Regions from separate parts of the Homo sapiens genome. Here all the other regions are linked to region 4. The links are chromatin loops, found by intact Hi-C in ENCODE. Cell type or tissue: Calu3. All regions are shown on one strand. Region 1 has its middle 91 kb from the start of OR13H1. Region 2 overlaps LOC102723546 (a long non-coding RNA gene). Region 3 has its middle 130 kb from the start of OR13H1. Region 4 has its middle 74 kb from the start of ENOX2.

Region 1 (8,000 bases), 660 kb after region 4:
TGTAGTATTAAAAGAAACTATTTAGTAATTTTAATACATCTCTGTAAACACACGTAATTCCACAAGGCTACTCTCAGAGGCAAGGACGGGAAGCCGTAGCAAGGAATGTCTCTATTCTAGTCCTAAGAAGATTTGTGTCGCTTTCCCATAACCTCAAGTGTTTACTTGCTCTTGTAATAAATCAGGCCTAGACTATCACTGCCTAACAATTTTCCAGTACGCGTCACTTTCATTTCAGCTCCTGCTAGTGTACCATGCAAAGCACCTGTGCATAGTAATTAATTTTAAGCATTTATGCATGCTAGTAAACAATTCTAGCACAACTTTGTGGTTGTGTTTCACTATTAAATTAGCCCTTTTTGTTTTGCTGAAGTCCACATGTGTGTTTATGTATGCATGTGTTTACATGTATCTGTGTAAACAATAAGTAACAAGCAAAAACAAGCCAGTGTCCTACAGGAACGAGAGCAGTGAGTTTTTTACTATGTGTACCTGTTTACCCTCACTCCAGGCTAAATTGTGTGCCCCTGTGTTTTAAAGTTAAATAACTATAACTACCTATGAAATCACATAGCACTTCCACTTTAGGATTATCAAACGTCTGCTAGCATTTTCTTAATATATTCGATGCAGTAGCTGGATCCCAGGAATTCACCTATGAACACTGAAAGATTACTTCTGATGGCAGACATGAAATTAGTTGCTCCAATTTTTGAACTAGATGGAACCAACTGGAATAGACTACAGGGTGAGAATATACATGTGAGTTTGAGTGAATATGTCATTTAAACCTAATTTTTGTCTCATTTTCAGGCAGTTATATAGAATTTCGCTTAAGAAATACTGGAACATAACTGGGACCTTGAAGAAACTAAAGGGTTTGACAGCATAATTGAAATGGCAAAGTCTGCTTTCATCTTTAGTTTCTCTAGTGAAAGAAGTGACTCTATGTCTCCCTGAAAGCCCAAATTGGAGAACAACTAGGTCCCCCAGAACTGGTCCAGAAAATTAGGGATAAAGAAGTGCCATTTTTCAGTCCTACATCACCATTATTCAATTTCTAGTGGTTAGACAAAGTGTACCCAGCATGGAATTTTGAAAGGCAGGCAGATGAGCCTCCTCCACAGCTTTTTGTTGGTCTACCTCTCGTCTTCTAAAGAATAGTGTGCTGGGGGAAGTAGCTAAAAATGAAAAACATTGAACAAAGGGTCACAAGTTACAATTGTATTAAAGACTTTGAGTCAGATAAGGCCACTTTGAGTCAGATAAGGCCAAGTACTAGCTGGAAACAAAGAAAGTAAGAGACTGACAACATGAGCAGTTTACCATGACCTTCTACTTAGACTCTGGGATAAGGTCTCTGTGACGGGTACTCACTGAAAATTGAGAGACAAAGAAGTAAACAGTTATAATTTGGGGTGGAAAATGCTGTGAAGGAGGTAAATGCAGGATTCTACAGGATTACATTGACACCTACCACCAACTTAAAGAATAACGGTAAGCAGGGAGGGCTTCTTTTAAGATACGACATCTGAAATGAGTTTCTAAAGACAAATAGGATTTTTCCTGATGAAGCAGTCATTGCAGGCATTACACCTGGAGAGAAAATATTCTGTCCAAAGGCATGAAGGTATGAAAGAGGAGAAGCATGTGCTAACTGCAAGTAGCTCTGTTTGGCTGGACTGTAAGGTCTGAAGTGGTGAGGAAGAGATGGAAAGATAGGGAGGATAGTGCATAGGAAGGTAACAGGCTGCAGCAGTGAGCCAGAGCCGGATCATGAAAGGCCTTCTGTGACACTATACTGGGAGCTGCGTATAGGCCATGACTCTTAATAGCTAAGCTTCATGGGAACAGAAACTATGTATATTTCATTTGTGGGTTCATCCCCAATTTCTCTAACATTGTACATAGCACAAAATAGAGGTCCCAATAGCAGCATGAATGAATTCCATGCCAAAGCATTTAAACATCATCCTGAAGGCTAAGAAGATCATTCAATGGTTTCAAGCATCTAGGGACATCGCTAGATTTCAATTTTATATAGGCTGTGGTTGAAGGGTGGAGAATAAATGGGAGGGGTTAACACTGGATGTGAGAAGCAGGTCTATAAGGCTATTGTAGTAATCCAGGCGAGAGAAGATGGTGGGCAGGGATGGGGGATTTGGAAAATTGGGTAAATTTAGGAGGCATTTAGCAAATTGCATTAACAGGACAGGGTAACTGATGAGAAAGAAGATGGAAAGAAGAATGTGTCAAAGATGATACTACCAGTTTGATGATTTGAACAACAAGGTGGTACTATTTACTGAAATTGGGAATATTGGTAAATGAGTGAGTTTGTGAGGCAGAGAAGGGTATCATTGGTGGGGCTATGGCATCGGAAAGGGGTGTGGGAAAATTGGAGGCAAGGAGAGTAAGGAAAATATCAGTTTCATTTTGGAAACATTGAGTTTAAGGCATCTGAAGGATATTCAGATTACTGTGTATTCAGTACCCAGTTGACTATATATCTGAGGCTCAGAAGAAAAATCTGGAAATATAGATACGGGAGTTGCATATAGATAGCAGTTGAAAGTATATGTCCCTTTTGGTTGGCTCCTTTTTTGTTGCTGTTGTTTGTTTTGAGAAGAAGTCTCACTCTGTCACCCAGGCTGGAGTGCAGTGGTGCGATCTTGGTTCACTGCATCCTCCGCCTCCCAGGTTCAAGTGATTCTCCTGCCTCAGCCCTCCAAGTAGCTGGGATTACAGGCGCGCACCACTACGCTCGGTTAATTTTTGTATTTTTAGTAGAGACGAAGTTTCGCCATTTTAGCCAGGTTGGTCTCGAACTCCTATTCTCCTCCCAAAGTGCTCAGATTACAGGGGTGAGCCACTGCGCCTGGCCTGGTTGGCTCCCTTAATGACTCCTTTTATACCCCGGCCCAGTGAGCTCTGCCTAAAAGCTAATTCACCACAACTTGAATTCCTAATGAGTATTTAATCTTCTTCCTAATGTCTTGTAACCCAGCCCAGGCCCCAGCGGTACCATCTAATGAATCCCTCAGGAGACTAAGATTCCACATCCTAAAGTTAGTGCCGCTTGTAGCCACAGCTCTCAGCTTCTAACAGCACAAGGGTGCCCTCTAGTGTTCAGCATGATGCATACAGGGGCACAGAGAACTCTGAATTGTGAACCTCGCCTTTCAACCAGGATCACTGCCCTGCCACCTTCACTTCTGGGGAAATTCACTAGCCACATACAACCTCAAATTTGGAGGGACTCTAAGTACTTCAGATTCTAGCAGGGCATGAAGAGAGTCAGGCAAGCCGTACTCTCTTAAGGCAATGTATTTTTTCAGTTGCCCATCACAGTTAGGGAGTAGCCTGTAGTGTCATCTCTTGAGTAGAACCGTCTAGGTTCTCAGTAAGCCTCAGGGGGAAAACTACAAGATAGATTGGTCAGAGTTATACTATTATTTCAGAAATAATAAGCCACAGAGTGTAGATACATATGTGTCTACCAAACTAGAGAAACACAAGGACCCATGCCACAGGCCTCCTGGTTGCACTAGTCTCTTAATATATCCTACAGCAGGGTTAACCACTTTGTCCACAGGTGCCACTCCCATCACTAGAAACTTTTGTATACTAACCAGGGAGCCAGGGTGAAAGTGGAAGGATCATCTTTTACCCTTACCTACAAAGGGCTGTGGGAAGGGCAGTACATCATAAGGAATTCTGGGTGGTACACTCACCTTTACACTAGTGAAGAGATCCCCTTGTTCATATAGCAGATTAGGAAGAATAGAGATCCTCCTATAGGATCGGTGTGCTCATGAGATAACATGCAATAGGAATCGGCGTGCTCATGAGATGAGATAACATGCAACAAAACCCCAGTATTACTACTGTGTTACTGCTTCTACTCAACCCTCTACAGAGTGGAGATCCAAGTGCCTACCTCACTATAGCCTAAGAAAACCTATGCCCTAAAAAAGAACAAAATCATGTCCTTTGCAGCAACATGGATGCGGCTGGAGGCCATCAGCCTAAGTGAATTAATGTGGGAACAGAAAACCAAATACCGCATGTTCTCACTTATAAGTGGGAGCTATGCATTGGCTATACATGCACACAAAGATGGGAACAATAGATACTGGGGATCCCAAAGTGGGGGGAAGGGAGGGGGCAGGGGTTGAAAAACTACCTATTGGGTGCTATGTTCACTACTTGGGTGAAGAGATCATTAGAAGCCCAAACCTCAGCATCACGCAATATACCCATGTAACAAACCTGCACATGTACCCCCTGAATCTAAAATAAAATGTTTTTAGAAAAGAAGAAAAAAGAAAACCTATGCTTTTCATCTTATTTTGCAACTCTGCCTTAAGTTCTAATATGGCCCTCCACCATCTGTCATTTCCTTACCTAGGATTCCAAACAAATATGCCAATTACCAGAAGACATTTTCAGAACTGAAGGCAGAACTGAAAGTATGATTAACCTGAGTATGATGTCAAGCACTTGAATTGTTTCGCTAAGGCTAAGGTCAAGTCCTTTCAACAATATGTAGATAATAACTATGGCAAACTTACATCATGTCCCAGTACTAGACATATTTATTTATGAAATGGCTGCCTATTCCAATCATTACCTCAGCATCACAACAATAAAACTTTGCCCATACCTATTGACTCAGGGCCTCCCAGATCATCATGGCAAACCATAAGTTTGTTTTTAATCATTTTTGGAGTTTGTTTGCATATAATAACATTTACCCATTTTGAATGGACTTTATAATAAGCACTGACAAATTTATATACCTCCTGGAAATAACAACTGCCATACTCAAAATACAAAACACTGTCATCACCTCCTCCCAAAATTCACTTCTGCCCATCCCAGTCACCCAGAGACCCACTTCAAGCCTAAGGCAAGCAGTATTTTTTATTTTGTCATCAAGAATAGATTTGCCATTCCTGAAGTTTCATATAAACAGAAGTATACATGATATCCTCTTTTGTGTCTATCTTAATTTAACAAAATGTTCTTGAATTTCATGTTCAAGTTAAAGTTATATCCCACTGTGGTTTTAATTTGAATTTCCCAAATGACTGATGACGTTGAGCATCTTCTCATGCTCTCAGTGCACATTTCTATTTTTTTTTTTTTTTTGAAATTTTGAACCATTGTTTTTATGAAATGGATTTGTCTACAGCATGAATGAGACTGATGTGTGGAAGATGGTAGCTCACATGTGCCACAAGCAATATTTTTTTGCTGTTTGTCTTATTCAGTACCCTATATATTTTCAGAAACAGATGAATTAAATCCCATATGACCTCATCATGAAATCATGGTATCCTTTTTTTTTTTTTTGAGACAGAGTTACTCTCTTGTCACCCAGGCTGGAGTGCAATGGCGCGATCTTGGCTCACTGCAACCTCCACCTCCTGGGTTCAAGCAATTCTCCTGCCTCAGCCCCCCAAGTAGCTGGGATTACAGGTGCCCGCCACCATACCCGGCTAGTTTTTGTATTTTTAGTAGAGACGGGGTTTCACCATGTTGGCCAGGCTGGTCACAAACTCCTGACTTCAGGTGATCCACCCACCTCGGCCTCCCAAAGTGCTGGGATTACAGGCATGAACCACTGTGCCCGGCCAATGATATCCTATATTCTATTCCTTATAATGAGATTACAGAGTTTCCTGGCCACTTGATATAGCACCACTTTTGGAATAACCCTGCAAAAGGCCTACTTAAAAGTTGAAAGATAGAATTATTGGACCATGTTCTATATATTCCATATGATGAAGGCACATAATTGCCTATTATGCATCAATCACATTAAACTTAGGAACACTCCAGGTAAATGAAGTTTGTCCTGAGATTTCTGGCATTTATCAGGTTCTACCCACAGTTCATTACTTATGTTATTTTTCTAGTTAGCCTGATAACTGATTTCAAGAAAGGGACAGAATTTGTTTCATTGGCAATTTTACTTACTGGGCTGTAGGTTTGTGAAATAGTGATCCTCTCAGCCCTTAGAACGGCCATGAAGACCTATGGCATTCAGAGCATGGGGTAAGTTGCCTTCAACTTTGAATAATCTTGCCCATTTCCTTAGTATACCATGTACACACCATTTTCTATAAGTGTTAAAACATGAAATTTTGGGGAGCACTAATTTAGTCCTCTGTCATAGATGTAGCCATCCAGCACATGAAGGTACTATTTTCTACCCTAATTCTCTCTCCTACACCTAATCCTCCCTGGCCCTAAAACCAGCCTACTCCAACCTAGCAAATTCTTTATTTATTTAGTTTTTTTTTACTATTATACTTTTTAAGTTCTGGGATATATGTGCAGAATGTGCAGGTTTGTTACATAGCTATACATGTGCCATGGTGGTTTGCTTCACCCATCAACCCGTCATCTACATTAGATATTTCTCCTAATGCTATCCCTCCCCTTGCCCCCACCCCCTGACAGGCCCCAGTGTGTGACGTTCCCCTCCCTGTGCCCATATGTTCTCATTGTTCAACTCCCACTTATGAGTGACAACATGCAGTGTTTGGTTTTCTGTTCCTGTGTTAGTTTGCTGAGAATGATGGTTTCCGGCTTCATCCATGTCCCTGCAAAGGACATGGACACGTTCTTTTTTATGGCTACATAGTATTCCATGATGTATATGTGCCACATTTTCTTTATCCAGTAAAATATTGATGAGCATTTGAGTTGGTTCCAAGTCTTTGCTATTGTGAATAGTGCTGCAATAAATAGACGTGTACATGTGTCTTTATAGTAGAATGATTTATAATCCTCTGGGTATATATGCAGTAATGGGATTGCTGGGTCAAATGGTACTTCTAGTTCTAGATTTTTTTTTTTTGAGATGGAGTCTTGTTCTGTCACCAGGCTGGAGTGCAGTGGCGGATCACTGCTCACTGCAACCTCCGCCACCCAGGTTCAAGTGATTCTCCTGCCTCAGCCTCCCAAGTAGCTGGGACTACAGGCATGCGCCACCATGCCCAGCTAATTTTTGTATTTTTAGTAGAGATGAGGTTTCACCATGTTAGCCAGGATGGTCTCTTGACCTTGTAATCCACCCACCTCAGCCTCCCAAAGTGCTGGGATTACAGGCATGAGCCACCATGCCTTGCCTGTTTCCTGACTTTTTAACGATGGCCATTCTAACTGGCATAAGATGGTATCTCATTGTGATTTTGATTTGCATTTCTCTAATGACCAGTGATGATGAGCTTTTTTTCATATGTTTGTTGGCCGCATAAATGTCTTCTTTTGAAAAGTGCCTGTTCATGTCCTTTGCCCACTTTTTGATGGGGCTGTTTGGTTTTTTTCTTGTAAATTTGTTTAAGTTCCTTGTAGATTCTGGATATTAGCCCTTTGTCAGATGGATAGATTGCAAAAATTTTCTCCCATTCTGTAGGCTGCCTGTTCACTCTGATGATAGTTTCTTTTACTGTGCAGAAGCCCTTTAGTTTAATTAAATGCCATTTGTCAATTTTGGCTTTTGTTGCCATTGCTTTTGGTGTTTTAGTCATGAAGTCTCTGTCCATGCCTATGTCCTGAATGGTAATGCCTAGGTTTTCTTCTAGGGTTTTTGTGGTTTTAGGTCTTATGCTTAAATCTTCAATCCATCTTGAGTTAATTTTTGTATAAGGTGTAAGGAAGGGATCCAGTTTCAGTTTTCTGCATATGACTATCCTGTTTTCCCAATACCATTTATTAAATAGGGAATCCTTTCCCCATTGCTTGTTTTTGTCAGTTTTGTCAAAGATCAGTTGCCAACCTGGCAAATTCTTATACTGTGATGAAAAATGTCTCCAACTACATAGTGATGACCATCATATCCTCAGAAAATCCCTGATTTGGGGAACATCCACCTAAACACCTATTTGTTTAAGAAGTTAGCAAGACACAAAGTCAACCATATTTTATGGGAATGAGAATACTCACCACCAAGGCCTTCTTTGGGACTTAGAGGTGATACTACACTC
Region 2 (8,000 bases), 390 kb after region 4:
ACATATGTACATATATGCATCTTTCCTTATTAAAAAAGGGCATTCACCTGCACACCATTGTGAGTCTTTTAAAAATTTCAACAAATTAAATTGGGAAATAATTTTATTTCCACACATGTGGATCAGTTTTATTTTTTAATTGACAATATTATTTCAATATATGAATATGCACTAAATTTTTTATCCTATCTCTTATAATAGACATTTGCCTTAGTCCCATTTTTCATTAACACAAATAATACTGCAATGGACACCCTTATACTTGTATACATTTGCATACTGTGCAAGTATTTTCATAATATACATTTCTAGAATGGGAATTACTTAGTCAAGGATAAATACATTTTTCATATTAAAAGATACTGCAAAATCGTGCCCTCCAAAGACGTTGCACCAATTTATAATCTCATCTACAAGTTATGAAATGCCCATCTCTCTATCCCCATCAATACTACACATTATCTAGCTTTTAATCTTTTTCAATATAATGAAGGGAAATGATGTTTCATTATTGCTTTAACTTGCATTGCCTTAATCATCAGTGAGGTTAAGCCTCTTTTTCTGTGTGTTTATTAACTTGTATGGCTGTTTTTCAGTGAAATGTCCATTTATAGCCTTTACTCATTTTTCTATTCATGATTTTGCTTTTTTTCTATTGATTTGCAAGAGATTTTTACATATTAAATAACTTAGTCCACCCTGAGTGAGATAAATTGAAGATGTTCCCCTAAATTGCTTTTTGACTGCATTTATTATATTTTCTACATGAAAAAAGTTTTGAAAATTATATGTAGCTAGATTTATGAAATTTTTCTTTTTACTTCCTGGATTTTGCATCTTCCTTAGAAAAATCATTTTCACTTCAAGACTACATATAATTATTCCATGCTTTCTCTTGGTGTCTTTACAATTGCATTTTCCATTTGACTCCTTTATATTTCTAGAACTTATTTTGGGGTAAAGAATTGGGTAATCTCTATTCTGTGGTGTTAATTTATCTACTCACATACTAGAACCAAACTGTTTTAATCAGTATAGATTTATAATACCTTTTAATACGTGGTGGGTAAAGTTTCTCCCAACACACTCCTTCCCACCTCCCACCACTGACTTTTCGTTTTCAAAATGGTCCTGGCTAGTTTCACACTAAATTATGTATATATATATATATATAACATAATACATAATTATATATACGATAGAGGACACATTGATAACCAAAGTGATAGATGGCTGTGGTCTCAAGAGTGAGAGATGCTCCAGAACCTCCATTCTGAGAGGCACGCGCGCGTGCACACACACACACATACACACCACAAAACATACAAATAATGTATTTGAAAAATATAATAGTTTAGAGGTGAAGTCCTGGGAATACCCACAATGGATCAAGAATAGGGTTGCCAGATTTAGCAAATAAAAATACAGGATGTCTAGTTAAATGTGAATTTCAGATAAATAATTTTGGGGGTATAAGTATGTCTCAATTATTGCAGGGGGCATGCTTATGTAAAGACTATTTGTTGTTTATCTGAAATTTATGTTTTACTGGGTGTCCTCTGTTGTATAGGCAACCCTAACCAAGGGGAAAATGAAGAGTAGCTTAAAAGTACAAAGGAAAATTGTGTGCAATGATGAATTAACACATTATGGTCAGTGGGAAGCCCTTAATACAGGCACTTAGACATTGGCTTGAACAGAGAAATTACAATTCTGGGGTGTGAATTAAATAAGCTTGTTTTGTCTTCCCAGCTTTGGTTTGAAAAATGAAACCTCTTAAATAAAATGCAAGAGGCTCAATTGATTTGAAGGCTTTTTGGCTTTCTGGCTCCAGTTTAAAAGAAAAATCAGTTTAATAGAAATTGGAAATTAAGATTCTGTTTTATTTGTGCCATACTATGAAGACTTTTGATATATAGATTTTCTTTTTCAGATTAGTGTTTCAAGTTTAAATTATTGGGAAACTTCCCAAATTGATTTTTTCATTTGGGGTTGGTGGGGAAATGTCATTCTTATTAATCACTTTAGATAATAAGTCAAGTAGAATCCCTTATGATTTATTGTCTTTTATTTTTAAGTGACCAAGTGATTTGGATCTGAAATTAAAGACATTCTCTAATTCATGAATATTTGCTTACCTAATTCTTTCCTAAAAATTAACTTGACTTTTGGAGCAAGCTCCTGTGCTTGCTCCTGTGGCATATTAAGAAAAGCTTTGGCTCTGGAGTTAGAAAATCTGGATTCAAGTCCCAGATCTTTGTAGCTCCGTGCTGTAAATGTGTGGCAAGTGGCTCAATGTCTTTGACTCCTAGCTAGTTCATCTATAAAATGGGCGTAGTAATTCTTACTTCACAGGGTTGTTGTGAGAATTAAATGAGATATACAGGTAAAGTGCATGGCACTTTACAGGTATTTAATTATTATCAATTTTTTTGTAGATACTTACATATTGAAAAGTATATATATTTGCAAAATCATTTTCATTGATGCTTTTCTAGAGGGTGAAATTTTGTGTGCATTTGAGTTCTTTTTAAAGGCTGATGAGTTCTCTATTTCTATGAATATGGGAGAATGCTAGATAAATATAATATTGATATAATGTTGGTATGCTCAGTATGAAACAAAAGAACCCAAAATATACAACATGTATCAATGGGGTTCCTTATGGAAATTTACTGAATTGTAATAATAATGTTTGCCTTTCTGTTGGAAAGAATAAGATGCAAATAAAGTCCTTTTAACTGCCTATGGGCGGGATAAGCACCAGCTAGTCTTGGAGGGGTTGAGTCTTACGACTATTCTATGGTGCACCCTTTGAAATAAGCCTGTTCTTGGCCACATCAATTCACAGATGGAGGGTGTATGGTTTCTGCTATTTTTTTCCACTGGAAATTTGTCAAGGATTTGTTATATGCTGCGGAATGGTTAGATGTGGGAAAAAAAGCCCAAGCACCATGGCTGGCCCCAGGATTTTGGGACAGGTGTTGATAATCTGTAAGAGTAGGAAGGCTGCTGATGAGAGTGCGTGATATCCAAGAAACAACCAGAAAAAGGCAACTAGAGACAGGAGTTTGAATGTTCCATAGATCATCCCTTGTCCTTTTCTCCTTTATGGGCTCTCCTCACAATAATTGGTAGGAAGTTAGAAGACCTGGGTTCTAGTCATTAATTGTCTGTGAGTTCTGGAGCAAGTCATTTCAGTTTGCTGGACCTCATTTTTCTGATCTGTCCAACTGAGTTTGGGGGGAGGAGATGCCTCAAATATCTCCAAGCCTGGTGTGAGAATCAAATGTGAGAACAGACTTGAGTGTTCTTTGAAAAAGCACGCAGTGCTGTATGCAAATGCAAGTGTAGAGATTATTATTTATCATCATTTACAGTGAAAGCAAGGATAATGTGATAAGGACAAGCAATCGTTCTCTCTGGTTTAGATAGAGGAGAGTGGGAATGGCCTTAGGAAGCATCCAAACCTGGAATTTCTCAGGAGACTGAGAAAACAGCAAACTCCTCCTTCAACATCTCTTCTTCTCCCACTTTTATCCGGTCAGTTTCATGGCCCAGACCCAGTCAAGAACTCTTCTTCTCTGCTAGTGTTTCTCATAAGGGTATAGTTGTCTGCATACCAATAGCTGGATAAACACTAAAGCTCTGTTGAGAGGAAACGTGAGGGAAGTTTAAAACCATGAATAATATGGAGAAGATGAATATTAACTTTTACATTTAATTTAAAAGTAAAACTCTACTTCACAATTAAAAGAGAAATCTTAGGAGGAAACTTAGGATCCATGAAAGGAAAGTCGTGTCATCAGTCAAATGAAAAGCTTGGACCATCAGATTATTTTTAAAGGTCCCTTCCAGCTTTGACATTTTAACTGAGAGTTCTTGTGACAAAATCTCAGCTACCTTTCCAATACAATGTCCCTACTACTCCCAGCCTCTCGGTGTAAGCTAATTTTTCTGCCTTTCCTTCCTAGCCTGTCTCAGTTGCTCTTGGCACTACCTTCAAATGCAAACTCTATCCCCTTCTCCTTCACCTAGATAAAGCCTATCGAGCCTCCTTTGACACTGAGTTACCAATGATGAAAGGGGTAATTATTGACACAGCAATATGCTAGGTGTTTTATGTAATTTTTAACCCTCACATAAGCCTTTTGAAATGAACTTTAGTCTTCCCTGTTTATAGGAAACTGAAGCTCATAAAGTTTAAGTAACTTGCTGAAGATCACACAGCTAGTGCCAAAGTTAGGATTTGAATTAAAATCTGTCAGACTCCAGAGTTGGGCTGTCAAGTTCAAGACTCACCTCACCCAGCCCCAAAGACCTTCACTCTCCTCAGACAACTTCCAAGTCTTCAAACCAAGCCCTGCATTTAATGCTATCATGTCGTAGACTTACTTGATTTCATATCTTCTTTTCCCAATTCATTTTTTGGTTCCTCACGAGAAAGGACCATAGCAAATTCAACTCTCTATACTCAGTGGTTAGTTCTCTGACTTGCACACAGTAGGAGCTTAATAAATATTTGTTGATGAGTAGACATCACATTAATTTGCTGTTCAAAACCTGTGTTTGAGTATTAAATATGTTTTACCAGCGGAAGAAAACCATAGCTAAGGTAATTTGTGAGCCGAAGCCATTGTTACTTCTGTTGCTAAGGGAAGTCAGTTACCCTGGGATACTAATTAACTGCAGCTATTGTGGAAATTAAGCCAGCAGCCCCCAGCGAGTTCAGAGAGCTGATGGGAGGAGGGAATCTAGAAGGTGTCAAGTAAGAAAGTATATTTTCTGATTTGAAGAAAAGTGACCAAGGGAGGGGGTAGCTTGTACACTTTCAGCACCATCACACCTCTGTGAAGCCTATTTCTCTTCCTTAGTGGGCAAAGAGGTTGTTCTCTATAATTAGCTCAAACAGTCGAGGCAAGGTGAATAGACTGCCTGTGACTGAGACCTACACTTCAGGCTTTGCTAGCATTGAGAGATACGCATCTGAGGGGCTTTGACGTCAAAGTAGCTCCAAGGCTGAATGAAAAGTACCGAAGAGACTCTTGATGCTAAGTTAAGATTCCAGTTGAAATGATGAAGGGAAATGAAGAGATCAATAAAGAAAGGTAACAGACTCTACCTGGGGTGCTCGTTGCATTTAAAAGAATTATCTACTCTGCTGTCTAAATTGGAGTTCAACAGTTTTAATAAAGGGACTTATTTATGATTCTAGAAAAAGTCTGAACAGTGCACTTATTTATCTGCAACATAGCCAGAGCTCAAACTTGGACATAAGTTGCTCTAACAGACTAGTTCCACCTAGTGATAGTGTACCTAAATTGCAGTTTGTTTTTCTGAGAAAACGAAAACATGGCCTTTACAAGTGGTCACTGCAGCACTGAAGTCATGACTTTATTCAACAGCTGAGCACCAGCTTCGTGAGAAGCCCTGGGCTAGAGACACTGACGCGTGTCTGGGGAAGAGGGAGTGAGTGCTTTGCAGATTGGCTAAGCGAGGCAATAATAAAACTTCTGATTAACAGCAGGAGGTGAGAGCACCAAGCCTACAGGAAGCATATGAAATAATATTTAGAGACCAGGGCAGGTGGGATTAACTCTGTCTCTACTGACTCATGCTGTTGAGAGATCTGTATACGAACTCAAAACCTCCCTTCTGCATGACAGAAGGCCATGAAAGGGTGAGGAAGAAAATTCCAGGGAGGTTCTGACCAGAAGGACAAGAGGACACAATAAAATTCAGCAGCAACCTGGTACCCTTGTCTTTTCATGCAATAATTCTATAAGGAGATTATCCAACTTCACCAGAGCGACACTGAAATCTTCTTGGCTTTAGACTCACATATCCAAATGCCTACTTAGTTAAGCACCTTCCACTCTGAGCATCCAAAGCTATGAAAGCAACAGGTAGGCCAAAATACAGGTCTACAAGTCTGGCAAACCCTAATCAGCGCTGCCCTGCCCTAGGAATTAGTAGAGCAACCACACCCATCAATGCCAGAGATATGGCAGCAAGTGCTGAGCCTAAAATGTTCTGGTGAATCAAGCCATCTGTGATTCAGAGAAAAGCAAGTTTGATAGCACATCTTGTGGGCAGGTTTCATCAAGCTCACTGGCTTGCATGTGGAGCTGTTGCACCGATATTTGGGTAACAAGACCCTAAAAATACTCCCCAAAATTCACAAGCCTTTTATTCTATTGTGGATAGATGCAGCTCCACTTGAGGCACAGATGTTTACCCATCCACTATTCCCCACCTCCACATCACTCTCCTTTGCCCCACAGTTTGCTGCTCATGCCAAGACTCCACCTCCAACTCATCTCTGGGATAGCCAATGAGCACCTGGGGCCTTCGTGCTGTGTCCCAGGTTTTCTATCAAGGAACCAAGCTTCTAGTGACTACACAGATTTCAGAGTGAATCTTTTAGATTCCTCCTAGATTACAAAGGTTAGAGAATGAAGGAGTAAAGGCTTGGGAATCTGTATCTTAATGAAATCCCTACAGTTTGTTTTGATTCAGCAAATCGGCAGACAAGACTCCAGACTGGATTTTGTCCCAGCATTTCCATTTCCACCTCCTCTAAGAAGTTTCCCAGTGTTGTCAGCCCTCATTGATTTTCTCCTCCTTTTGAATTCATGTAACATAAAAGCAAAAATTGTTTGGGAGGCTGAGGTGGGTGGACCACCTGAGGTCAGGGATTCGAGGCCAGCCTGGCCAACATGGCGAAACCTCGTCTCTACTAAAAATACAAAAATTAGCTGGGCATGGTGGCGCATGCCTGTAATCCCAGCTACTCAGGAGGCTGAGGCAGGAGAATCGCTTGAACCCAGGAGGCAGAGGTTGCAGCAAGCCCAGCAGCCTGGGAGACAGACTGAAATTCCATCTCAAAAAAAAAAAAACAAAAAACAAGAATTGTGTGCTTTTAAAGGGCTCCCAAAAACCAATCAATACAAATGGTTACCTGGAGCAGGAATCCCCTTCACAAAACCCCAGTACATGCTTATCTAACACCTGCCTGGCCAGCCCTCCCCACTTTTTATAGAATATAGAACCCACCACCCACCAGGCAGCTATTTCAACCCCCATCACCTTTCTTAGGAACGCTAGTAGCCAGAAAAATCTCTTCCATCTCACTGATCCCAAATCTTCCCATGTTGCAGCCAGAAACCACCTGGGGGATTGGTAACATTTAAAAAAGAACTGTTTAAAACATTTGCAAAGTTTTCTGTTGTAAAAGTACTGTCCTTTGAAAGTGATGCTCTCTCTTTCAGAAAACAGTTCGTAGAGATTCTTTTGCTAAAGCAGTTTGTAGTTGCTCCCCTGGGTGTGTGTCTTCTATTAAGGCAATGATCTCAGAATTCTTGCTACAAAAGCCCAAACAAAATGCTAAATCCCTTCAAGCATCCCTGAACAGGCAGATATATTGGTGGTCAGCTGCTGAGGGCAGCTTGGAAACTAAAATCAATCTGCTTTAGCTTCTGTGCTTTAGCAGTATTTTCTTAAATTGCTCTTCGCTGTTGCTAGTTGCTTTAAGGCACCTTCTGTTGAAGGGAAAATTTGTGCAAGTAAGCCCCAAGAAACCCCTACCTAGTATGGAAGGCTGGAATCAAAAATTCATTTCAAAGGAGGAAATAGGGGAGAAATTTGTGAATGAAAATAATTCTCCCTTTTACCTTGCAAAAGTCACCAGGCAGAGTCTTCACTTAGGCTGGTATCAAATAATGATTCATTCATCAGGATTGAATTGAAAACTCTTGAGTGCCAGAAAGGATTCCTGAAAAAGGAAACGGACGGTGACTGCCATGTTTCATAACTCCGGTGGGTGCCACTTACAATTGGAGGGACATGGAGAAGGCTCCAAAGGATGGTTCCCTGGTAGCAAATAAAACAGGTGGCAAAGAGGAGGTCTAGCAAACATGTTGAAACCAGAGTAGGGCATGAATTTGCTCTGGATAATAAAATTAGGTAGCATTGAGGGTGCGGGTGTCTGTTTGGAGCTC
Region 3 (8,000 bases), 700 kb after region 4:
ATGAGTTGTACTGGCTAATATATACAAATGTACTGGGTCTCCAATAGTTAAAGAGAATAGTACTAAGCATTGCAAAAGTCCTTACTTTTAACGTTAAAGATCCTTCACCTCCCTCGGTAACCCTAGAGCAGAAGCTTTTGAAATTACCCTTTGTAATCCTCTTAGCAGGATTTACTAACATTTAAATCTATTACCTATATCCTTTAGTTGAACTGTTTAAGCTCACTGAAAGTGTTATTATTTTTCACTCAGGCAACTTAATGGAATGGGCCAGAATTAAAATCATCGTCACAACTTGAAAATGTGAATGTCACATCCTGAAAATTACCATCTTTCATATAAACGAACAGTCGTGCAAACGTTGACTAAACTTCTAATATGTACTAGGCACTGTGCCTATCCAGATGGAAACAAAATAAACTCCATGTGCATGAGGATGCTCTTTAACTCACCATTGTTTACACATAAATTAGCACTATGCTTGGCAAGTTGGAGACACTCAAAAATACTGACAGAATATATAAGTAAAATATGACAAATGCATTGTCCCTGCCCTTGAAAATATTGCAGTATACAATATTTGAGACACACGAGAACCTATCTTGAGCCCATGGGCAAGCTCATGCTCCACAGTTGTGCATGAGCATGTGTGGAGCTGCAAGTCCACCTCAGGAAAGCTAATTAGTATAATGGGATGTGGAGAGCATGCGGTCATGATGGAACATGTTAAGGGACACGTTCTTTTTAAGGGTTTTTTTTGTTTTGTTTTGTTTTGTTTTTGACGGAGTCTCACTCATTCGCCCAGGCTGGAGTGCAATGGTGCGATCTCGGCTCACTGCAACCTCTGCCTCCAGGGTTCAAGTGATTCTCCTGCCTCAGCCTCCCAGTAGCTGGGATTACAGGCACCCTCCACCACACCCAGCTAATTTTTTTGAATTTGTAGTAGAGACTGGGTTTCACCATGTTGGCCAGGTGGGCCTTGAACCCCTGACCTCAAAAGATTCACCCGCCTCGGCCTCACAAAGTGCAGGGATTACAGGCATGAGCCACCGTGCCCAGCCCGGGATTTCATTTCTTTAGTTTGTCCCTTTTGAGAAAAAAAATCAGGTTGTGGGATGTGGAAGCTGCTCATTTGTGAAGAGTTCAGATCTTGCATCTTGTAGTTTGAGTCATTCTGTGAACTCTGTCACTCAGAGGGAGATCCTAGCACAGGGCCATGACATAGTAGGTGCTTTGTATGTATAGTGGAGTGAGGAAAATTGAGTTAAATGAAATAGCTGCCCTCAAACTCAGGAGTCAAAGAGGAAACGTCCAGGCAAGCTCTCTATCACCATCTTGTGGTCTCTACCAGCATCTTATGCTTGTACAGTACACCCAACCCCACATTACAGAGGGGAAAAGAGGTTTGGTAATAGTGTGGGGGCAGAAAAGGTCAGAAATGTTCTCTAAGGGCAGGACTGGCTCCCACTTTGGTGAATCTACCCAAGATTTGGTGGGTACACTGACCCACAAGCAAGGGCCTTAGGAGTCCATTCTCTGTTTACAAAGGCACATCTCTGGGATGGAGGTAGGCTGAAAAAGTGACTTATTCTGAGATATCTAGGTCATCCCAGGACTAGAAGAACACAGTCCAGGAAAGTTCCTGGCATGTCTTCCCAATGGCAAAGCTAAGCAACTGGGGTGAAGGTGAGAAATTGAGTGCCACATCACAACTGTGTGAAAACAAAAGGAGGCTCCTGATCTGAAAACGGCAAGATTAGGAGAACATGTGGTCCTGGTCCTGAAACAAAAGGGACATATTGTATAAAGACTTGTTATCTCAATCCTGGAATGTTACATTTGCCCCACCTATTCATACACCTCAAAAAGACAGGGATGATATATTACATTTTGTTTATCCATTTATCAGCCATAAAAAGGAAGGAAGAAAAAATATTGATACATGCGATTACATAAGTGGACCTTGAAAACATCATGCTAAGTGGAAGAACTTAGAAACAAACTGCTACGTACTGTATGATTCCATTTAAGTGAAATACACAGAATAGGTAAATTCATAAACACAGAAAATAGTGGTTGTCAGGGGCTGGGAGTAGGAGTCGGGAATGAGCAATAACTGTTTGATGGGTATGAAGTTTTCTTTTGAGGTGATGAAAATGTTCTGGAATGAGATAATGGTGATTGTTGCAAAGCTTTGTGAATATACTAAAAAAAACACTAAATTGTGCAGTCTAAAAGGGTGAACATTATCATATGTGATTTAGATGTCAATTTTTGGAAAAGATAAAAAAGAAAATGTAAGACAGATACAGGAAGGAAATTCCGGAGCAACATGAATATTGTGCACAATTCTCTGTGGCAGGTGAGCCATTGGGAAACCATGGAGCCTGTCACTAGTCATTATCAAGTAGTATCATATACTTGAGTGGGCACAAGATTTCCTAGGGAAAGCTTAGCTAGTGTCACCTGGGCAGCATTTTCTGCGTGGTATCTGATTCTGTGCTCCCAGGATCAAAGATTTATGCCAGAGGGGAAAGTTTTTGACCATGAATTGAGGGATTAGCTTCTACTGTCCCAGTTCCAGGAGAACACTACAACTCCAGAAATATACTGTTAAGGCCTATCTCAACCAGTGCATAGTAATAAAATCAACACTAAGACTTTGTAGAAAACTCAGACCAAAAAGCAGTTACCAACTGCCAGACATAGTTGATGACACCAGAGATACAGTCCATAGTCAAAACCTAGGAGCTCAAGATGGGAAATGCCAAGAAAAACAGATAATGATTGAGGCCTTACTCTGCAGGCCAAGATGACAAATTAGAATAGCTAACATACATTGGGTGCTTGGTTATGTGCCAGGCATTGTCATAAGTGTTTTAGAGATATTCATTTATTTCAGCCTCACAATAACCTCATGACATAGGTACGCTATGACAATCCTCATTGAGTACGTAAGGAAACCTGAGCAGAGAGAGGTTAACTAACTAGCTCAAAGTCAAACCGCTACTAAGATGTGACACCAGTCCTCAGCTAAGCCTACAGTACTGTTAGTTGTTGGCATCAATTATGCTGAGGTCAAAAGAGCAGCTGAACCCCCAGTCCCCTACCACGTGGGGAGGGAGGCAGTAGGTACAAGAAACACGGGGACAGCCAAAGACAGCGACATCCCCAGCGCCTATGCTATCCATGTTATTAGTGGAAATGCTCAGTCACACTGTGCGATCTGGAAAGGGAGAGGACTGTAAAGGGAGGAGTATCCCAGGTGGCAGCAGAAAGTAGTTTCCAGCCTTCATTCCTTCTCACATTCCTGTGAGAGATATGGGGGCGCTGGTTGGTCCTGGGCCCTAATTTCACCCATTGAACAGGAAAAACAGCCCTGAAGAGGTGACGGGTGCTGCCAAGACCTCTTTCGCCATCTCGTGGCCACTGGGACGTATGACACCCGACGCAGAACCTGCCAGGGGGGAAACTCCCAGGTGGGAGGCTGAGAGATGTGGGGAGCAGGGGCTCCTAACCCGGGGCTTGGTAGGGGAGGGGAGGGGAGGGGAGGTTCTGAGAAAGCAAAACTCCTAGAATCCTCTGTATCAGCAATTCTAGTGCATTTTCCCGCAGCTGCCATAAGATCCGCAGTGGGTTTTGGAACACACACAATGTAAGGGCCACAGCTGGAGGGTTGGGAAGTGGTGGCAAGAGAAGCCTGCTCCTGTTGCGGGTGGCTCTGGCTGAGGGAACTCCACCCACGAGAACTTCTTGGTGGAGTTTAGGCCGTCTTGGCATGGAGAGGACAGGGGCGGCCCCTTCCCTGAGAGAATCCTGTTGAGCCCCTTACCTTTTGTTGGCCATCAGGGCCTGGCCTGGGGCCCCCGGAGTCCTCCTTCTGCCCAGTAGCCTGGGTTCCCTCTGAGACCAGGCCCAGCCCATCATGCTCTCCTTTCTGCCCTCTGGAGTAAGGCCCCGGTAGCCTGCCTGCTCCCCTCTCCATAGCTGCCACCTCCTACTCCACCCTGTGGGTTCAGCTGTCCCTCAGGAACATGGCTGCGAAGGGGGCCACAGCCAGCCCAGCTCCTCCCTTGCCTGGGACCCAGATGGCCGGCCCTGACCCTTCCTGATCATAAAGGCTTCACTGCGCTCCTGCTCTGGCAGGGAGGCATTCAGGGCACACACAGCCAACTGACACCTCCGGGGTCACAAACAGCAAAAATCCTTCCAGAGGGCTCACAGTCACCACCACTGGCCTACAGGTTCCTCCCGCCTTTTGACTCAGAGATGCCATGTGTAATCTCTCTATATGTCAGAATAGCAGCCCCCCCACTTTGTTCCTGACCCCAATCCATCCTACTATGCACTGCTTATCTGAAGCAATATGTATTCCTTCTCGGCACAACCCTTATCCTCACACTTGCTTCCACCTCTCCTTCCACCCCTAACTTGACCTCTATCCCTGATTCCAACCTAATCCCTTACCCTATGTAAAATCGGTGCTTCCTATTATCAAGGAAATGAAAAACAGACATCTTCAACCCTCACAAAATTCCCAATCCATCCCGTCCCTAACTATGATCCTAACACTCAGAATAATTGCAAAAATCCTGCATTGTGGACACACCTGACCCTCGCTCACCCCATCTCTGACTCTCACTTGATCCCTGACTGCTACCAAGACCCCTTTCACCTATAGATCACTCTTTTTCTACATTCACGTGATTGCCAAAGCACACATCCCTGGTTTCATCCTGTCATTGGTCCTGACCATCTTTAACTGTCAGCAACTAGTAGACACACACCTAATCCTTTATCCTTTTTAATGCCAATGATTATGTGCTTATCAAGTAACATAAGTAATATTCCCAAACTTTAATCCGTCCCTAACCATCATCCTATTTAAAATTATTCTTTTTATTAAGTTATGGGGACACAACTTTGTTCCATAAATGGAAACAAGAAAAAAATCATCATTTTAGGAGAATGAGATGAGAGTTGAGGTTGTTTGTTTGTTTTTGAGATGGAGTTTCACTCTGTCGCCCAGGCTGGAGTGCAATGGCGTGATCTAGGCTCACTGCGACCTCCGCCTCCCCTCCCAGGTTCAAGCAATTCTCCTGCCTCAGCCTCCCCAGTAGGTGGGATTATAGGCACCCACCACCACGCCCGGCTAATTTTTATATTTTTAGTAGAGGTAGGGTTTCTCCATGTTGGCCAGGCTGGTCTGAAACTCCTGACCTCAGGTGATCCGCCAGCCTGGGCCTCTCAAAGTGCTGGAATTACAGGCATGAGCCACCATGCCCGGCCGAGAGTAGAAATTTTAATGAATGAGAGAGACAGAGAGAGTATGTGTAGGGGAGTTCCCGCTTTCTTCCTCTCTCCTCCTTTCTCTACCGCCCAACTCATCCTCACCTTCTCTGCGAATTCTAACTGTCCTTTGTCATTTAGCACCCTCATCTTCCAAAGTCTGGCTGCAGAGGAGGTACAATAGCCACTCCCCACTCCCGCCCCCCTTTGAGACCCCAGATGGCCAGCACCTAGAAAGTTCTTATTTTGAGAATGTGACTATTGACCCTGCAGGACAACATTCTGAGCATAAAAGCACTATCAGATGCAGAAAAAAGGGTTTAAAAGAACCTAACAGAGGTCGCAAAACCAACATCTTGGGTCATAGGTTCCGTAGTTTCCAACTTCATTTTGATGGCAGGATAGTCCTGACCCAAAATCCCAGTGGTCTCTCGCATGCTCCTCTATTTCCCCTCCTCTCACCTTGCTGTCTTTTAAGAAATCAAGACTGGAAGATACATAGTAGTGAGAAGATGTCCAGGAGGTGCCCCCTTGATTCTGCGGTCTGGGAGGTCCTCCAGAAAGGGTGAACCTTCGTGCCCACCCACGCACCCCGGCTCCAACCCCATTTCCTAGGCCTCTGCCTTTCACTGAGGAATGATTTCCACTGGTTTCCTGTAAGGCCATGTCGCAGATACGGTTAGAACTTGTGTCTGGATCTCATTCTACTCTGCTTCTGGGGCCTGGCCTGACATGAAATGCTAATCTGGTCCGGCTTATGTTTATGTCAGTGAAGCCATCCTCATGAAGAGGACGTGCACATTAGACCACAGTGGGGTTTCTAGAACATGTCCTGTCCCTACATAGGAGAAACTATGGGTCAAGGTATCTTTGGTCCTAGATGCAGAGAATAGCAGACTCTTTCTGTAAAAGGCCTGATGGTGAATGATTTAAGCTACGCAAGCCACAGGTGGCCTCGGTCACATAGCCTCCATTTTTTCAAGCAAAGCTTTAAAAATGTAAAAATCACTCTTAGCTTTCAGGCCTTACAAATACAAGTCACTGGCCACATCTGTTCTGTGAGTTAGCTTGCCAACCCCTGGCTAGACATTCATTCTCACCTCTCAAATCCATCAAAGCCCTCCCTCCTCTCCTGGGCTTTCCATAGCACAAGTGCAGGTTTATAATGAATTTCCTCACCATGAGTACCTGAAAAGAGACTATGGAATTGAGTTTTGTGTACACTGTGAGGGAGAAGTAAAGTTTCATTTGCACGCACGGATGCCCAGTAATCCCAAGACCACTCATTGAAAACTCAGTCATTCCCCCACAGAATTGAAATGCTGCAGCTGTCATATATCACATGTTTTATTTTAAAAGCTATGGCTTTCTCATCAGTGACTATGGAGGCTACAGGACAGTGTCACGTCCTCTTGAAAGTGCTGATGGGAAAAAAAATCAACCCAGAGTTCTCCATCCTTGAAAATATCTTCACAGATGAAGGTGAAATAAATGTTTTCAGACAAAAGACAACTAAGATTCTTTGTCACTGGTAGGCATACAATAAAATAAATGCTATAGGACATTCTTCAGGTTGAAGAAAACTACATCAGGGGAAAATACAGATCTTCCAGAGCCAGAACATGTTCCAGAGTAAAGAACATCAGAAATGTTCAGTGTCTGAGAATGTACAAAAAAAATTTTCACTTAGTTCCTTTAAAATATACTTGAATGCTTAAAGCAAAAGTTCTAACATCATTTTGCTGTGTTTATAATGTATGTACATAAATTACAAATGACAATAATAGTATAAAGGACACTAAGGAATAGTAAAAGTATGTATATTGTTATAAAGATTTTACATTCTGTATGAGGTGGTAGAATAAAACTCTAAGTACATTATAAAAAGTTAAGGACACATTTCACCATGTTGGCCAGGATGGTCTCGATCTCCTGACCTTGTGATATGCCCACCTTGGCCGCCCAAATTCCTGGGATTACAGGGGTGAGCCACCGGGTCTGGCCAGCTTCCCTACTTTATGAGGTTTTGGGACTCGGAATGGCTTCCTGGCTCCTCAGCTTGCAGATGGCCTATTGTGGCACTTCACCTTGTGACCGTGTGAGCCAATTCTCTTAATAAACTCCCCTTCATATATTCATCTATCCTGTTAGTTCTGTCCCACTAAAGAACCCTGACTAATAGATATGCCACATTTTGTTTATTCACACACCTGGCAATGGAAGTTTGGATTTTTTTCCAGATCGAGGCTGCAATAAATAATGCTACTACAAATATTTGTGTATGTCTTTGTGCAGACATATATTTTCATTTCCCTTGGATAGTGTCACATTTAGAATGTGTCCCCCAAAATTCATATGTTGAAACGTAATCAATAGTATGATAGTATTGAGAGGTGGGGCCTTTAGGAAATAATTAAGTCACAAAAGAAGAGCCCCAGGGACAGAATTAGGGCCTTTATGAAATGATTTGAGGGAATGGGTTCATCCCTTCCTGTTGCTTCCACCATGTGAGGACACAGCATTTATCCCTTCCAGAAGATGCAGCAACAAGGCAACAGCTTGGAAGGTGAGAGACTGGACCCTCGCCTGATACCAAACCTGCCAGTATCTTGATCTGGAACTTTCCAGCCTCCAAAACTGTGAGAAATAAATTTCTATTGCTTATAAATTACCCAGTCTGTGGTATTTTGTTATAGAAGCGTGAGTGGCTT
Region 4 (8,000 bases):
ATGACAATTCTTTGGGAATAATTATTGGAAAGAGTTCCAGCTCCTTTCGGCTCTCTCTGGTGTCTGTCAGGATGTTGGTTTTCACCATGAATGCAGATTATGATTTTTCAAGCCTACTGTTGTGCTAGAGTGTAGGGAATTGGACTAGGACAAGTAAAAACACCACAATCTCACTCTTCTTACTGAGATTCAGCCATTTTTCTTGAATAAATGCACCTCAGATTGCTGGAAACTCTTGGATAATTTCTAGAGTTCTGAAAAATTTGCTTCTGACAATTTTTGCTAGTTTTCCCATTACTTTTATGGAGAAGAGGAGTTTTGGAGATTCCTACTCTGCAATTTTTCCCCTTTACTTTTTCAAACATGGTTTCCTTTAGTTCTTTAAACACATTTCTGATGGCAGCTTTAGAATCTTTGTCAAATCCAACATCTGGGCCCACTCACAGATTGTTTCTGTTGCCTGCTTTTGTTCCATACATATGATTGACTTTCTTCTGTTTCTTTAGTTGTCTCCTATTTATTTTTTGTTGAAAATTGGGCATTTTAGGTAACATCTTGCAGCAACTAGATATTGATTTCCCTTCTCTCTCTCCGAGGCTTCTTTTTGCCATTATTTGCTTGTTTAGTGACTTGATTAAACTATTTTAGTGAAATCAATTTCTCCCTCAGTGTGAAGTCTTCAGTGTTGATCTTCAGAGAGCACAGCCTTGGGCACGTGCACCATCACCCTAGGATGCCAGTGGTTTTATTGCAGCTCTCTTTCTCCATCTCTCTGTCAAGCTATGTGCATTGTTTGGAATCATACCCAGCTGCGAAGTTTCACTACTTGCTGGGTGATTGCTTTATTGTTTTTGACAAAGTCCTGGGATATAAATTGTTTCACAGATAAATCCAATTAAATCTAGGACCCTTTTCACAGATAGTACTTGAGGCAAGTCTTTGAGGTTTGTTCAGATCTCAGGAGGGTTCATCTTTGCTGTCTCCTTCTCTGGTTCTCTCTGGTGAGCTAGTTTGCCTATGTTTTAAGTGGTTGATCTTAATTAAGAGAATTCTCAGCCTCTTCTTAATTGCTTACCACCAAATATCCATTGTTTTTGAAAGTGCCCTTAGGTTTGAACTTCTCCAGTCTGTTTCAAATAAAGTTATTTACTTTAGGGAGAGCTTCAGAGCTGTCTGTCCTTATGACCTGCCTCTGCTGCTGAGCCAAAATCTGTGAGCCACAACTCCAGAGCTGGGTGCAAGGACAGTGGCCCACTTTTCTTGGAATGATATTCATGCTTTATGACGAGGCTGTTTGGCAGGGGCAGTAGACTCAGGTTTTCTCAGCTTGGCTCTCCCAGAATTGAACCTCTGCCCTATGAGTGAGATGGGGCAAGGACAATTAGTGCCTCAGTATTCTTATCCTTTCATACCTGGGGGTAGAGCCTCTGCCCTATGATTGTGTCTGGGTGGAGAAAGGAATACATCAGCATTTTTCTTGGCTACACTCATCTCTGCAACTCATGGTGAAGTGGTGGGGGGTGATGATAAATACTGGTGGCTTGCCCTCCTGTGAGATATTGAGTCACTTGACCGGGAGCTGAAGGGAGAGGAAGCCTTGTCATCTTGGCCTTATGTACCCAGAATGAAGTTTCTTTCATGCTTAGCTGGGGAGGGGAGATGGAAGGAATGGGTTATGGCTCAAGTGCAACAAACTCTTACTGTTCTTGTCAAGATTTAGTAGATTTTCTTAAATAAATATTTCCTCACTTGCAGTCTTGCCTTAGGACAATTTTGAGAGACTTTTAAATGGTTGTTCGTTTTTAAAATAACTTTTATCAGTTATACTTGTTTTACTCGCAAGTGAATATCTTCATTGTCATATACTTTTTTGATGCCTGCTTTTCTCTATAGCCTGAGGAAGATTCTGAATTCCAGAAAATCACCATTTGCAGTTGTCAATGCTATAATACATTGTGCCTGTATAATATCATCCCTAGACAAAGTTCCCAAATAGATATTAAGTTCTTAGAGGAGAAGGACTGGATTTAATACAACCATGACACCCTGTATACTTAATGGGCCCAAAGAATTCATCTAAAGAATGATGCACAAATAGATAACTATAGCTTCTATTTAAAAATGACCTCAACAATGGAGCATAACTCCCACCCCTTAAGTCTAGGCACTGTGTAGTAACTTTCCATTCATTATGGAAAGGGGAGAAAGAGCAACCTTACAATGGACAAACTTGACAAACATTATCTCAAGCTAGTTGATCAAGGTTAACAACAATAGTGACATGTTATATTAATAGTGTATACTCGTGATATGATGTGAATGAGAATGTCGCTTGACCTCTGAGGTCCTCCTGCCAAAAACACATTACCCCAGTTTGGTCATGAAAAAAATATCAGACAAGTCTCAATTGAGGGACATTCTGCAAAATACCTAACCATCACTACTCAAAACTTGTAAGGTCATCAAAAACAAGAAGTGACTAAAAAAACCATCACAGCCAAGAGGAACTTAAGGAGATATTATGGTCAAATGTGATGTGGTATCCTGGATTGGATCCTGGAACTGAAAAAGGACAGTAGGTAAAAACTAAGGAAATATAAATTAAGCATGGACTTTAGTTAATTATAATGCATTATTAATATCAGTTCACTAATTATGACAAATGTACCATACTAATGTAAGATGTTAATAATAGGGGAAACAGGATGTTGGGTATATGGGAGCTCCTTATACTATCTTACCAGCTTTTACCAAAAACAGTTCTAGAATAAAAATAGTTTATTTGGAAAAACCAAAAACAAAACAACAAACCTCTACTACAATGAGGCAGGCTTTGTGCTGAGCAGAAAAATACTCAGTCGACCTGAGAGTCTGTTTTTCTTGAGATCCCTTGTGGAGTGGGGCCCATGGAGACCCAGAGAAAAAGGTAGCTAGGGTAGAATCAGAACTCTGTGTTTTTTTGGCCCAATAGTTTCTTTCCTATGAATCTCTCTTAAGGAAACAGCCAGATGAATACACAAAAATGTCCATGCCAAGTATGGTTACTGCAGAGTGAAATACTGCAACATCCTAAATGTCCACACTGGGGCGGTATCTCACTATGTTTGTTCTATAGAGCATCAGTCCAATAAAATGCTCCGCATATACAAACAGGAAACGCTGCGTGCTATATTCCCGTCGAGAGTCCAATATACATTAGTGTAATAAGGCTCTGAGATGAGTCATGCTAAAAAAAATGTAAAGTTCTGTTAGAAACAGGGTTTGAAACTCACAACTATGGATCATTTTTTATACTTTTTTTTTTTTTAAACAAACGCTACTAATGTCTTCACACTTTGTAAATTGTTACACTAAAGGTTGGGTTATATAGATTATGAAATATGTTTCTATTGGAATATTATATAGCAATTAGTGAAATCATACTTTTATAGGACTAATGAATTGAGAAAAGTCACAATTTTAAATAAGGAAAACGAGATACACATTTGTATATACAATATAATCTTAATTATTTAATGTTTTCTGTACATAAGAAAAGGACAATTAAAAACTACAAATGGTTATCGCTGGGTTGTGTAGTTACAGGTGATTTTAAATTTCTTCTTTATAGTCCTTTAATTTCATAGTGGTCTACAAAGTAAATATATTATTTAAATAATCAGAAAAGAAAACACATCATAAAGCAATATTTTGTAAGCTAAATCATTCCTACCCCTCATGCACTCTAAACTTATTTGCTTTTTGTTATAAAAAAGTATTTGTCAGAATTTTTTTGAAAAAGCCAGATTATATAAGCTCGGGAAAGGGAACGGCAGAATGTCTTAGATGGGCTTGATTTAACTAGTGGAGCATTATAAAAATAGAGCATTTCTCTCTTATGGCCAGCAAGGAGATGGCCACAGTAACCTGAAGGAACGAGCAGTCCAGGCTGCTAAACTGTTGCTATTTTTTGGCTAATGCTGGACTGTGATGCCCTTCTTTGGCTAAAGCTGTACTGTACCATCTGAGATGGCATTTCCTTACAGATAAATGTTCTTCTTCTTGATTAAGGAATGAACACACAAGGCTTCAGCCTAATTCCCCATGTCAAAATGACCTCCAGAGGACAGATACTTCATCTTCTTGTTTGTGTGCAGGAATTCCTTTCAGGTTCCTCCTATGAGACTCCTACACTAATGCAAAAATTTCTGCTCTTTCTCAGGTGGCTGGAAGGGGAAGGGCTGAGCTGGCCACTTTCAGTGCCTCTCTGTGCAGAAACTCTGTGGCACTTACCAATGTCTGGCTGGCCTGGGATTGAGCACTAGCATGTGCAGGGTAGGAATTGCTGGATAAATAACCTGAAATGCATTTTCGGGTAATCAGTTTCATTCGTAGAAACTGCATTCAGCCAATTTGCAATGTTATATGATATCATATGATATGGTATGACATGTCTGAGAATAAAGTGCAAGATGCTGGAGAATGAGGGAAGCTCAGTAATAATCCTAGTTTTGCTACCAATTCTTTGTGTGATCTTTGACCATTGCTTCCCCTCACTGGGCCTCAGTTCCGCCAAATATAAAACAAGTGGTCGGTCTATGAAATTGGTTTCCTGATTCAGCTATAATAAAACTTAAACTCCTTTACATGAACCCCAGGGCCTTGCATGATCAGGCCTCTTGTCTCCCTCTTTGCCTTCATCACCCACTAGTTTCTCCCTTACACTATTCCAACCATACCTCAGGACCTTTGCACTATCTCTTTCCTCTGCCTGGAAGACTATCTCCCAATATCTGTCTCTGGTTTTGTACCTGGGTGTTAGCTAAATGTCACCTCCTAATAAAGGCCTTCCCTGACTAGCTGCTATAGTTATGGATTGTTTGTCCCCACCAAAACTCACATTGAAATTTGATACCCAAAGAGGCAGAGTTGAGAGGTGGGGCCTAGAGGGAGGTGTGTGGGTCGTGGCGGCAGATCTCTCATGAATGGCTTAGTGTTGTTTTCACAGTAGTGAGTGAGTTCTTGCTCTTGCAAGACTGTATTAGTTCCCACAGGAATGGATTAGTTTCCCCAAGAGTGGATTGTTGTAAAGCCTGGATGCCCTTCAGGTTTTCCCTCTCATGTCTGCTTCCCCTTTGACCTTCCCAACCATGTTATGACATAGCATGCAAGGTATTGCTAGAAGCCAGGGTCATGCCTTTGAACTACCCAGCCTGCAGAACTGTGAGATAACTGAACCTCTTTTCTTTATAAATTACCCAATCTAAGGTATTATGGTACAGTAACGCTAAATGGACTAAGACACCACCTTATGGAATGGTGCCCTGTGCCTTTTCCCCCATTACTCTCTTTCCTATTACCTTGTTTCATTTCCTTCCTGGAAATCATTACTTTAATATTTGTCTTATTTATTTTATTGCTGGCCTATTTACTGTTTGTCTTCCCCCACTAGACTCTGTAGGGAATCTTGTTGATTTTATTCATTTCTACATCCTTTCTGACTAGAAAGATGACTGGCACAGAGTAGGTAATTGATAGATCTATGTGGAATGATTGAGGAGGCACCTGACATTTGCTTACTTAACAAACACTCTGTGCCAATCTTTCTATACTGCTTTGCAAATTTCAATTTATTTAATTTTCATAACATTCCTATATATGAGGTAGACACTACTATTTTTCCCACTTTAGAGATAAGGAAACTGAGGCAGAGAGAAGCTAAGTAATTTGCCCACGGTTATACTGTAGTTTACATTAATTGTGTCTTCTAATCCTACCAACAATCCTACAAAGTACATATTATTTTTACTTCATTTTATAGACAAGAAAACCAAGACTTAGAAAAGTGAAGCAACTGGGTAGGTGACAAAGAAGTTGCTTGAATCCAGAGTGTCTGACTCCAGAACGCTGCTTACTCAAGACTGTCACATAACTGACCTATGTGATCTTTCTTTTTTAAAATATGTTTTTATTTCAATAACTTTTGTGGCACAAGTGGTTTTGGGTTGCAAGAATGAGTTATATAGTGGTGAATTGTGAGATTTTAGTGCACTCGTCACCCAAGTAGCGTACATTGTACCCAATATGTGGTTTTTTATCTTCGCCCCCACTCTCCCCCTTCTGAGTCTCCAAAGTCCATTATACCACTCTGTGTGCCTTTATGTATCCATAGCTTAGCTCCTACTTATAAGTGAGAACATGCGGTAACTGGCTTTCTATTCCTAAGTTACTTCACTTAGAATAATGGCCTCCAGTTCCATCCAAGTTGCTACAAAAGACATTACTTTTGTTCCTTTCTAAGGCTGAGTAGTATTCCATGGTGTATATATACCACATTTTCTTTATCCACTCAATGATTGATAGGCACTTAGGTTGGTTCCATATCTTTGCAATTGTGAATTAGGCTGCAATAAATATACATGTGCAGGTGTCTTTCTATACAAGGCCTGAAGGTTAGATAAGGCAGATATTGGGTCCACAGAGGTCATGTAGCAGACAGAGCTGTATTGAGTTGAGAGGCTGGTTTTCAGGGAAACTGTGGTTATGGGAGGGGGAGCCCTTTTGCCCACCTCACCCAGAGTACATGCTGGAGTGGGCTGGGCCTCTTTCCAAAGCTGGCTACATCCTGCCTCCCACTGGAGACAGTTCCGTTAAGGGGCCAGGCCAAAGGGACGTTGCTAGGGCCGAAGGAGCCTAAGTCCCAGAAAGAATTGTTGAGACACCCTGAAACCTTCTCTGCTCCAGGGACAACCATGACCACTCTCAGCTTGTACATCCAGCTGGAGAAACATCATAGAGGCCTAGGAAAGGTACAGGAGAGATCCAGAGGTAAGGCCAATGGCTGGGATTGCAGTGTGTCTGCTCTAGACACACTGACAAACTAGAATCATTGGCCACTCTGGAAAAACTTATAACTGCACAGATAACAAAAAGATAACTCCACCCACTGAGCAGACCCATGGACTGGTCTGGATGGTCAGGCTAGACCCTGGCCAGCCCAAACAAGCCACATAGTCTAGAGAATGTATTTTCTATCTGTTTATCTTCCCTTTTCCCCCATTGTTCTGCACAGGACCACCACACTGCATAAATCCAGAGTATGTCATTTCATTTCATAGTATATGTAAATACTGCCCCTGGAGTTGTGAGTAATGTGTATGGTGGTTCTGGTGCTACAGTTCACTTGTGTGTCTTTCTGTGAGTCCATTCTTATTTATCATGTTCAGCTACAGTGGCTACCTCCCTCAAACCAGTGGTGTGCAGTGGCAAATGGGCATATGAAAAGTTGCTCAACATCAGCTGGGTGTGGTGGCTCACGCCTGTAATCCCAGCACTTTGGGAGGACGAGGCAGGCAGATCACTTGAGGTCAGGAGTTTGAGACCAGCCTCGCCAACATGGCGAAACCGCATCTCTACTGAAAATACAAAAATTAGCCTGCCACGGTGGCAGGCGCCTGTGAACCCAGCTACTTGGGAGGCTGAGGCAGGAGAATCGCTTGAACTCGGGAGGCAGAGGTTGCAGTGAGCCAAGATCGGACCACTGCTCAACATCATTGATCACTGGAGCAATGGAAATCAAAACTACAATGAGATGTCATCTCACCCCAGTTAAAATGGCTTATATCCAAAAGACAGGCAGTAACAAATGCTGACGAGGATGTGGATAAAACGGAACCTTTGTACACTGTTGGTGGGAATGAAAATTAGCACAGCCACTGTGTAGAACAGTTTGGAGGTTCCTCAGAAAACTAAGCCTAGAGCGACAATATGATTCAGCAATCCCACTGCTGGGTATGCACCCAAAAGAAAGGAATTCAGTATATTGAAGAGATATCTGCACTCCTATGTTTGTTGCAGCACTGTTTACAGTAGCTAATATTTGGAAGCAACCTAAGTGTCCATCAACAATGAATGGATAAAGAAAATGTGGCACATATACACAATAAAGTACTATTCAGCCATAAAAAAAATGAGATCCTATCATTTGCAACAACATGGGTAGAACTAGAGATCATAATGTT

The links. A loop is a pair of places that touch in the nucleus more often than their neighbours do. Peaks named below come from ENCODE experiments on the same cell type or tissue, not always from the same donor. Only the 100,000 strongest peaks of a DNase experiment are listed, where the experiment ranks them.
Region 1: a loop joins it to region 4, with 13 times the contacts of the local background. A loop is called at or near these places in 63 of 110 quality-filtered maps.
Region 2: a loop joins it to region 4, with 2.8 times the contacts of the local background. A loop is called at or near these places in 4 of 110 quality-filtered maps.
Region 3: a loop joins it to region 4, with 21 times the contacts of the local background. A loop is called at or near these places in 28 of 110 quality-filtered maps.

The regions. Positions count from the first base shown.
Region 1 is chrX:131,630,594-131,638,593 of GRCh38, forward strand. No RefSeq gene overlaps it. Among named protein-coding and RNA genes, the nearest start is that of OR13H1, 91 kb to the left of the region's middle. In Calu3, a CTCF peak has its summit at 3,091 (motif pointing left); a DNase peak (open chromatin) is centred at 3,118.
Region 2 is chrX:131,361,279-131,369,278 of GRCh38, forward strand. It overlaps LOC102723546 (a long non-coding RNA gene), which reads right to left. Exons shown (of 4, transcript XR_938590.3): 3 at 7,674-7,774; 4 at 1-3,648. Among named protein-coding and RNA genes, the nearest start is that of IGSF1, 76 kb to the left of the region's middle. In Calu3, no CTCF peak of the experiment used is centred here; no DNase peak of the experiment used is centred here.
Region 3 is chrX:131,674,453-131,682,452 of GRCh38, forward strand. No RefSeq gene overlaps it. Among named protein-coding and RNA genes, the nearest start is that of OR13H1, 130 kb to the left of the region's middle. RefSeq lists a silencer at 1,365-1,414. In Calu3, CTCF peaks have their summits at 1,370 (motif pointing left) and 3,420 (motif pointing left); a DNase peak (open chromatin) is centred at 3,409.
Region 4 is chrX:130,973,015-130,981,014 of GRCh38, forward strand. No RefSeq gene overlaps it. Among named protein-coding and RNA genes, the nearest start is that of ENOX2, 74 kb to the left of the region's middle. In Calu3, no CTCF peak of the experiment used is centred here; a DNase peak (open chromatin) is centred at 3,107.